2 separate regions of the Homo sapiens genome follow, and region 1 is linked to region 2. Evidence: chromatin loops called from intact Hi-C (ENCODE). Cell type or tissue: endothelial cell of umbilical vein. All regions are shown on one strand.

Evidence for each region. Peaks named below come from ENCODE experiments on the same cell type or tissue, not always from the same donor. Only the 100,000 strongest peaks of a DNase experiment are listed, where the experiment ranks them.
Region 1: a loop joins it to region 2, with 7 times the contacts of the local background. A loop is called at or near these places in 2 of 110 quality-filtered maps.

Annotation. Positions count from the first base shown.
Region 1 is chr7:116,215,408-116,220,407 of GRCh38, forward strand. The region is part of intron 1 of TES (testin LIM domain protein); the gene reads left to right. Among named protein-coding and RNA genes, the nearest start is that of TES, 7.4 kb to the left of the region's middle. In endothelial cell of umbilical vein, no CTCF peak of the experiment used is centred here; DNase peaks (open chromatin) are centred at 1,894 and 2,944; H3K27ac peaks cover 3,859 bases.
Region 2 is chr7:116,352,185-116,357,184 of GRCh38, forward strand. No RefSeq gene overlaps it. Among named protein-coding and RNA genes, the nearest start is that of TES, 140 kb to the left of the region's middle. RefSeq lists an enhancer at 1,425-4,871. In endothelial cell of umbilical vein, no CTCF peak of the experiment used is centred here; DNase peaks (open chromatin) are centred at 2,387, 2,537, 2,917, 4,987 and 1 weaker place; H3K27ac peaks cover 4,703 bases.

The sequences.
Region 1 (5,000 bases), 140 kb before region 2:
TTTTGTTTCTACTTTGTCCATGTTGTATGTATTCCCTTTAGTGTAAGTTGCCATTGACATTCTTTGGGCAGAGGCAAAGTATACGAAAAGTAAAAGTATTGTGAAAAGGAGTTTCTGGGAAACTTCTACAGTCAAAGAAATAGCATAAACTCCAATAATATTCTGTACCTTATCTTCTAAGATTCTCCCAACTTCCTGACTTTTGGTGTGAGCCAATGGTAATGCTGTCTCCTAACTATGTAAAATGGCCCTAGGTAACAGTGACCCTGTATTTGGCTCTTTGTTTTGTTAAGTTTAACCAATGGCATCTGGAACTATAAAGGGATGCTCGTGGTCTTTTCTCGTGTTGAGCTCTGCAGTTGAGAGAAAGCCTTACACATAGCATGAGTAGGCTAAACCTCTTTTCCCTTGTAGCAAAGTGTTCAGAGTGCCTCTGGAGTGGCAGACCAGACAGCTAAGAATGGAGCAGCTAAAAAGAAACAAAAAACAAACAAAAAACCTCTTAATATTGGGAGAACTATTTTTTTGTTTTAATTTCCCATTCTTCATGCAAAAACATTTCTTATGAAGCTGAGAAGCTGTGGGAAACACCAAAATGATCAGATATTTCATGAGGCTCTCATGGAGCTCCAGAGTGACATCCAGCATTGTTAGCATGCGATCAACATCATAGACCATCAGTGTGCAACACGAGTTACCAAGAGGGGCTTTCTTAGTGGAAAGAGAGTGATAAATTGGTAACATGGAAGCTACTTCCTGTGTTCTTTTTCTGAGAACTAGAAGAAGGAATACAAGTTGGCCCCATGCTAATGTGTATATACCTTTTTTACATACCAATCACTAGTGTGTTTAGAAATTAGGAAAGGTCAGTAAGTCTCCAGTATATATAAACATCTATAGTGTATGGAAAGGTCTTCCATAGTGTATCCGTTTTCTCACTTCCATTTATCAGTATAATATATTTAAAATTGCCCTAAGCTGAGAGTTGGTAGATCCGAGTCCACTATTTTTTGTGATATTAACCACTTTGGCTATCAATTTCTATTTATATAAAAATCAGTAGGGGAACCAGATGATTTCTGAGGTTTCTCCAAGTCCTGTGACTCTTTGATCGTGGGAAATAATATCAGTAGTCTACCATGTGTAATGTTCCACAGTGCTTTAAAATCACACAAATGAAGAACATATATGTATAAATATATACATAAAGGAGATGGCATAGTTTAAATGTTAGTGAATTCCATGAAGAACCTATAGATTGAACCAAATAATTTTTTTCCACAAATCTTAGCTATTTTCAACTTGTTTGTACTTAATTTTCATAATATTTGTGGAGGTATTTGAAGATATTAGGTTAAGTTTAATTAATTTAAATCTGTAGTATAAGGCTCTGAAGGCTGTAATAGTGTGGGTCCCATAAGTCTAGGAGTGATGTATTACTTACCTTGGTATTTAATTATGGGAAAATGAAAAATAATGGAACATTTATTTTCTTTAAAAGTTATCTCTCTCAAAATAAGGCTGTTAAAATAATTTTAAAAGATTAAAAAAAAACTATATGAGTGCTTTTTTACGTACCATGCACTGTTCTAGACTCTGGGGTTATAGTTGTGAACAAGAATGACACTGAACTTAAGCTTGTATCATAGAATTATGCTATTGCAAGTGTTGATAGAGCAATGTAAATATTGAAAGTAAGCACAACTGGAATTATACCCGTCAGTGAACTCTTGATAGGTTAGCAGTACGCTATGTTTCTAACACAGACAGTGAGCAATTTTGATGGTGATCCCTGGGCTTGATTCTTGGTTTTGCAAACTTTGTAATTAGGGATTCTTATTTCATTTGTCTTAAGTAATAGCAAATGTAAAAGATGGGAAAATGAGAAAGCAGCTTTTATGTATTAGAATGTGAAAAAGATTATGAATGCATAAAGCTATACAAATAGACTTACACCTATAATATACACAAACTATAAGTCTTCTCCCTGCCTACAAATGCCTTACAAAAGAGTCATTCTTGGATTTCCTGTTTGCAGTCATAGCTAATTTTTGTTTGGTAACTACTGCCATGGTAACCAAAATTATGATTTTAAAAGAATTGTTTATTAAATCATTAATATACAGGAAATTATTTTACTTTTTACAAGGTGGTGGTATCCAGAGAAATTATATTATTAATTATGAAATCAACTTTTTCTAGGAGAGGAAGATAAGGAAACAAAAGACTAATCAAAAACATTGCAAAACTGCAGATTTTCAGGATTTTAAAGAAAAATAATTTGGTAATTGATAACTTCACTACTGTTCTTTGAGTAAATATCCATGTTTAAAATTTGCCTCAAGCACTATTAGAGGATTAAATTTAGAGGTTATGCTTTTCAACTGCCCAACTACAATCTTTGACTCTCCTACAAAAGAGCTGCCATTTAGCATGGTTTTGTCAATTTTCAGTTCTAAGTGCCCTGTCTACCTAACATTCTAGTTAGATAATGGGGAATTAGAGCGATAAGGATATGCATGACTATAATTTTCTAAGTATCACTGTATTTATTTTGGTCAAATTCAAAAAAGTAAAAAAGCATAGTTTAGAATTGCCAATTTCTCTGTTCCTTAGTCTGTTAGAATGGTGGGGAGTCGGCTCAGATTTGAGCATGGCTTAAAGTGGGAGAGCGTTATTAGAAGCCAGCCTAGTGGGGATTGCTGAGATCTCATCTGCTGAATGACAGCAAAGTTACTACTCTGTAAATATACTTAATCTGAAATGCTGAATTATCCTCAAACCATGAGTGATTCAGCTTGTGTTTATCATTGTGACATTCTGGCCACTGTGAAAAGCTGTAAACAGGAGTTTCAGGGTGTTCATTGCATAGCTTATCTGAGCAGCGAGCCCAGCAGAAAAGATGGCATTCAGCCCAGCAGAAATGCCTTGATAAGGAGTCCATTAATGCATCTCTAGCCACAATGAACTTTTCCCTTGCTTTGTTTGATGATAAAGTGATATCATGTTTCATTGAAAAATGACCATGTAGATGTTAGGTGGATTTTTGTTTTTATATGACCACAACGTGACAGTCTTAACAGAATGAGTCACAAAGTAAGGATCAAGGATCTGATTTTTCCTTTATGAGATACTGGCCTACAATAAAAATAACTGGGGGTTAAAAAAATTACCCTTTGTTTTTCGTAGAGAATATTAAAAGTGCAGTTTAGATTTAAAACTACAGACTCTAAACTCCATATCTATCAGTATCACCTCTTGAGCAAAATACCGATGTCACCTTTGATAGATTTTTTTTTAAAAAAGGAAGGAAGATGAGTGAGCAAAACAGATGTGTAAGTTAACTACAGTGCTGGATAGAATGACATAAGTGCTATAATACAATTTCTTATCTGGGATGAGGAACCTTTTTATAAACAAAAATTAATCATTGGTTGATATTTTTAAAAACACAATAAAAATTTATTACTTAAAAGACAAATACAGGGCCAATTAAAAAAATTATTAAATGCAAGAGACACAAAATTACTTTAAGTATATAGTAGTTCCTAATTGCCTACTGTCAGTTTCTCTGCCTATCTCATCACAGACTAGTGACTTACACTTTGTGAACTGCCACTTTGAGTAGCACAGCAATAATAGAAATACAAACAACTGTTATGAAGTCTTAGAAGCAGAAGTAACTAACTTTAATTGTGTGGGTTGCGATTATTTTATCAAGGAAACACCTCCTATAGAATAAAGAAGCTTTCATTAGGCAAAGAAAGCATTCCATAAAGAGGAAATAGCATGAACCAAAGGTACCTGGCTGTGAAAAGTCAGTAAAACCACCCTTGACATTTTCAGTTTTGTCTCTTCTAAAATAAAGCTAAAGTAGATGAGCTGCAGTAATTTGTAATTTTTCCACAGTACAGGTTTGAATTAAAGAGGTATGTCACTGAGCTAGTATAAGACCCTAGCCCACAGCTGAAGAGTTTCTGATCTCCCTTAACTGTGATGATTATTTAATACATTGTGTCATCTATTGAGAGAGAGGAGGAAATTTCACAGTAGAGTCTAGCTCATTTAGGCTGGTCTGGACTCTGAGCTGTGGACTGGGACCACAATGTTGCCAGGTTTTCATCCTTCTTAGATCAGTGAAGCCAACAGTAAAGGTCATGCCCAACTGCAGGAGCACCTTTTAAGCCTCTTCTTATGCCAAAGCAGTCACATGTCCAGTTCTGAAGTCAAGGAGAGAAGTCCAGTCTAGCAACTATGAGGCTAGGGCAGGGATATGATGTTGAATACTATTACGTGGGAATGAAGGATTGGGACCATTACTTCAGTCTACCACGTGTGCTATAGAGGGACAGTTGAATGTAGGGGCTTGAGGATACTTTTCTGAAGATCTTTCATGTATCAAGAGTATTCTGAGATGATATTCTGTATGGTATCAGACTACACGTTTCAAAGCAGAGTAGTTTTTGGTCATTCTGAAAAACTGTAGAGGAAAGTTAACTTTGCAGTATCCCTTACTTGATATTTAGGGTTTCCTTTTTTTAATCTGGTCACTCTTCTGTTAGCTTTGAAACATAGGCCTCTCCAAATTCATTCCAGCCGGGTCATGTGACTTCCGTGTTAAACGAAGACATGTAAAACTCATTTCTTTGGGAAATGGCAAGTTGCCTAAGGTTTTGAAGGGGAATTACAAAATATTACCTTTTATATACTGCAACAAATGGAAAATATATTCTGTGAACATTCCAATAATATGTGTTAGACTCTATCTTTGGTAATGGAATAGAAGGTTATCCCAAGATAATTGGCAGAATTTAAAGGTAAAAAGAGGCAAGACAGATTTCAGTGGCCTAACTCCACAGCTCTTTTAAGATGTCCCAGGTAAACCAGTAGTGATGTTATTCATTGTTACTTTCTCATGGACCAGATAAAATTAAGCCAGAGGGTAGGATCATCCTGTGGACCACTGTTGCCCACTTTTCTCTAACAGTTAGGGAATTTAA
Region 2 (5,000 bases):
GATTGAACAGAAGGCTGGATATGCAGCACAAGGCAAGATGATCCAATCCCTTTAAATTTGGAATAAAGACCCTAAGTCTAATTCAGATATTTGGGGGATGTTGAGCTGAAGCATAAAAGCAGAAATGATAAAGAAATTGGAAGAAATTAAAAATTTGGAAGAGAGAAAAGGGAAGAAAATGAAAGTAGACATGCCTAAGAAAGAGTCAGAGGGGTACTGTATGATCCTGAGAGTCTGAGAGAGCTGCCTAGGCTTCTAAGAGGTTTCCAGTTTACATCATGAAAGGCCCGTTTCTTGGACTTTGTAGGTTTACAATACCTTCTCCTTAGTTTGAGACAACTGAGTGGGTCTCTGCCCTTTGCAATAAAAAAGGGTATCCTGTTTACCTTCTGGTTTCCAGTTCAATTCTCACTTGAATCCTCCATGTGTTTACCTTGTTTCCGAAAATGATAAGAGCAATGAGAGTTCAGAGAAGTGGGAAACCAAAGGGCGCCGGAGTGGTCTGAGGAGGTTTCACAAATCATGTGGGGATTGAACTGAATCCCAAAAAATGGAAAGAAGGGAGCTCCCTCACTCCGGGTGAAGGAAAGAGTAGTACAAAATCACAGAGGCAGGAGTGTGCCCAAGGAGACTGGAGTCTACACAGAAGGATGTGGGACGCCAGAAAATTAATTTAACCTGGTGGAGTGAACCTAATGAAAGCTCAGCAACACTAGCTCCATGCTCCTTCTACTTCTTGACGTATCCTACAGGTAAAAAGTCCTGAGACCCAGCAGGTTTTAAGAAATGCTTCCTAAACTCTTTTATATATATATATATTTTTTTAATTTTGAGACAGAGTTGCGCTCTTGTCGCCCAGGCTGGAGTGCAGTGGCGCGATCTCAGCTCACTGCAGCGTCCGCCTCCCGGGTTCAAGCAATTCTCCTGCCTCAGCCTCCTAAGTAGCTGGGATTACAGGCGCCCGACACCACGCCCAGCTAAATTTTGTATTTTCAGGAGTAATGGTGTTTCACCATATTTTCCAGGCTAGTCTCGAACTCCTGACCTCAGGTGATCTGTCCATCTTGGCCTCCCAAAGTGCTGGAATTACAGGTGTGAGCCACTGCTCCCTGCCCATAAACTCTTACATACGTTCCATGTTGCCTCACTACTTTAAGGGAAAACACATTAATAATAACAAACAAAAAGTAATAAACAAGAGAAAAGCATTGATAGCAACAAACATAGTTGCTTGCCTGTTTCTGTCAAAAAAATAATTTTGTACACATCAATGGATTCTTATGGCCTGTTTTATTCTTCGCATATTTTGGCAGAAGTTGGCTGTTGAGAATACATTTTACTTCATTTTTCAAAGTAATTCTTTTTTTAAAAAAAACTCTTTAACTTAGTTGCATAATTACATACGTGACTAGGATAATAGTCTATGACCATGATTGGTGAAAAGGTAGTGTATTTTAGTATTAACTACAACTTAAAAACATTATGGGTAAGATTAATTAAATGCTGTGAAATTTGCCATAATATTTACCATCAGCTGGAAATAAAGAGAACAGAGTTGTAAGTATTATGCAATCATTTTAATTCAGGCCCATTCCCATAAGTGATACAGACCTGGAATTGTAGTGTGAAGTCACAGGCAGGCTGGCACCCAGCCAATACACATCAGCACACCAGCCTAGGACTGTACCATGCCAGTGCTCCAGACTTTGACTTTCATCCCAACTCACTTCCAGGGACCTTTTCAAAGATATTCAGTAGACAGCCTGTATTTTCTGCATACGCTATACCCGGCCCTCAAGTTACAGACAGCCCAAACTAAATGGGATCTTGGAGGTTAGTTGACATTTTACCAATGAGACAACTAAGGTAAGATAACTGTTAAGATTAAGGGGAATGCTGAATTTTCATTTTTCTAAAACAAACAAACAAAAAAAGTTTCTTCTTCCAGCTAACATCTCAATCACGTACCCAAAATGACTTTTAAAAATTTCACATTCTTTCTACTAAGATGCCAGCGGCAGCAGCCTACTCCATACGTCAGGCAGTGTTTGTATATATTTCAGCGTATCCAAGCAAGGCCTTTTTAACTTTCCATCCTACAGACGAAGCTGTACTTTCCTGAATGGCAGCCAGGAAAAAACTTGGGGATTTGGCAGGAAGACTGTGGGAAGCCTGGTGTTCCACCAGGCTGAGATCTGGAGCGGAGCTTTCTACAAAGACAGAGGAGCGAAACACCTCCCTTTGTTTAGCTCTTCATAGGAGCACAAATGGAGCCCCCAGATTGTAATCAGGCCCTATTGTATAAACTTGGGGTTTTCAGGCCATACAGCATTTTTGGCAGCAAATCCCTTATTATTTTTCAGCTGGAAAACCAATTAGCATTCTTTTTATATCTGGGTGTTAATACTTGGGCCTTAGAGCAATTTTTTGGCCACTGGCCCACATGGCTGTAGTCTCTTGGGCAATGCCTGACAAATTGAGATAAAACTGTTACTTCATGTTTTCCTACAAAGACAAAACAAAAACTGTTTCCTGCTCTTATTAATTGGATGAAGTCAATTTCCACATTTAACAAATAAGAAGGTAAGCATAATCAGGGTGTCAACCCACGGCTCTTATCTCTCCCCAGGCTGGTTCCTCTGCAGGAATGTGAGGGAGCAAGACTTGTCAGGTTCTGACTAAGCTTTCCTTTTATTGGAAAAATAAAAAGTCCTCCTGGGCAACAGAGACCTCTGTCAGGTGAACAGGCTGCGACCACCACAAGGTCACCCTTTGGTCTCAGTGGCATTTTTGCTTCACAAGTCTGAGCGATGTGATTTACCTGAGGGAAAGAATTGTTAGGAGATTCCAGCCATGACAAGTGGATTAGTCATAACAGTCAAGAGGACACTGCCCAGTTTGAGAGGAATAAACAGAGCCAAACATTTCCCTATCTCGAAAGCATAGCAAAGTCAAGTTCACGCTCCGGGAATGTAGTTTACGATTAGAGAAAGCCATATCTGGGCTGCTGTCTCAGAATATCTAAGCGAGTAGAGAAGAGGAGGAAAGGAGTTTGGAATGGCTGTGGGAGGTGCCCATCCTGTTAAGTGTTCCCCTATGGTAAACAACCCCTGCCATGGCAACACAACTTCATGCTGCAAATCAGAGGAGCGCAGCCCTCCAGCGAGCAGACCACAACTTGGGAAAATCTCCAGGATGATGCAAAATATTTCAAAGGGAAGTGGTAAAACAAACAGAACGGAAACACAGCCATACAACTGCAGTTTGAAGACAAAAATTTGTTAGGTACAAAAAATAGTTTGGGTGCAATTACAGGAGCATTTTTGTGTTGCTGGTACTGATTGTACATCTCTTTGATAGAAATGGCCTGAGGGGTTGCTGCTCCCCTTCAAGACTTTCTTTGTAAGTAGTGGGCGGTGGCATCATTTAAAAAAAATCCACTTGAAAGACTTCTTTAAAGAATTTGTACAGAACATTTTCTTTGCAAGAAAATCTATTCTGAAGCAATATTATTTAACAACGGGGCTGTGTTTTGAGTCATATGAAAATTTATTATCCAATTTTTTCTTATTGTTATATTTGCTATCAAGAGCAGAAAATGATCATCTATAATAATTTAGAGGAGCGACTAAAAATGCCCAATCACGCACAGGAAAAGAAGCACTTGACTTGCATCTCTAGAGCCAGAAATCACCCGATTCTCTATGCAGAGGGTGGCCATACACCGCAGTTTGCCAGGAGAGTCTCAGTTGACTCTAGTTGTCCAGATTTAATTACCAACAGTGCCTCTTTCACTGACAGAAGTGTTCTGGTTTGGATAGTAAATAATTTGGTGACCCTATTGATTCACAGAGCCCAAGAATCTTCTGTCTGCTCCTACTCTCCCCGGGGACATCAGTCTAAGACTCTAAAAATCAGAACGTAAATGCAAAATGAAAAAGAGTCGGGTGGGGAATTGCTGCCACCTGGTAAAGAAGAAACCTCGACAGTTTGGCTTCACCTAAAGGAAGCATGGAAGGACTGTGAACAAAATTAACCCTGTGTGTATTGAGGAGAGGAGAGTACCCCCCTTCATAGAGACCCCCTGCGGCAGCCTTTAGGAATACCTGGGAGCTTCCCACTGGATTAGACACCAAAGTCTAAACAAGTGCTCCTCTGTCAAATCCTGGAAGGCGGACAGTCATTTCAAAAGCAGACATGCATGCTGCCTCTTTTTGTGCCTTGCAGCCCAGAAAGTATTGCTCAGATGTTCCAAATCAGAAGGTGTTCAGCCACTTCATACTGCCACCAGCCATGCTGCTGGGCTGCAGCTATTTGGATCAGAATGGAACTCTTTGATCTGTTTTATATCTAAGTTTAACTATGGCCTGGGTCCAAAAGGTAGACTAATTTTGGCAACTTCCCCTGTACACTTTTATCTAGAGATAAAAGGAACACTTGGAAGCATAAACAGAAGGTGCATTTCTGTAGGCCCAATAGCCAGCACATCAAAACACAAGACCATAGAAGCTGGTGCTGAATATTAGTTCTGATTTTAGAATGCAGCTCTACTCTGCTACCTCACTCACTGGCAGCCAGTAGGACCATTTCCTTCTATTGTAAACATATAAAGATAACATAGCATTACAGAACTCAGAAAGGAAAGACTCATTTCCAGCACAGTGACTTCCATTTTTACATGAATTTTTAAAATTGAAAACCATGATTTTTAAGTTATAAAGTAATTACACTGGCTTTGGGTCCAGGAGTCCAAGGCTCTCATACAAATATGTGGGTGACTGGAGACCTGAGCATCGATACTCTTCCAACCTCCCTGTCTCTCAAGCGGTCTGTGCTTTAATCAGGAATTTATGGCTTGGTAAGCCCAGTTAGGAGAGTGGAACATAAATCCCCAGGGGCAGCCAGCTTGGAGCTCCAGAGAAGAGTTATAGCTTGCCCATGACCTTTGCACTATGTGAATTTGTCAGTGAAGGACCAAATGAGAGAAATGCAAGGCCTGG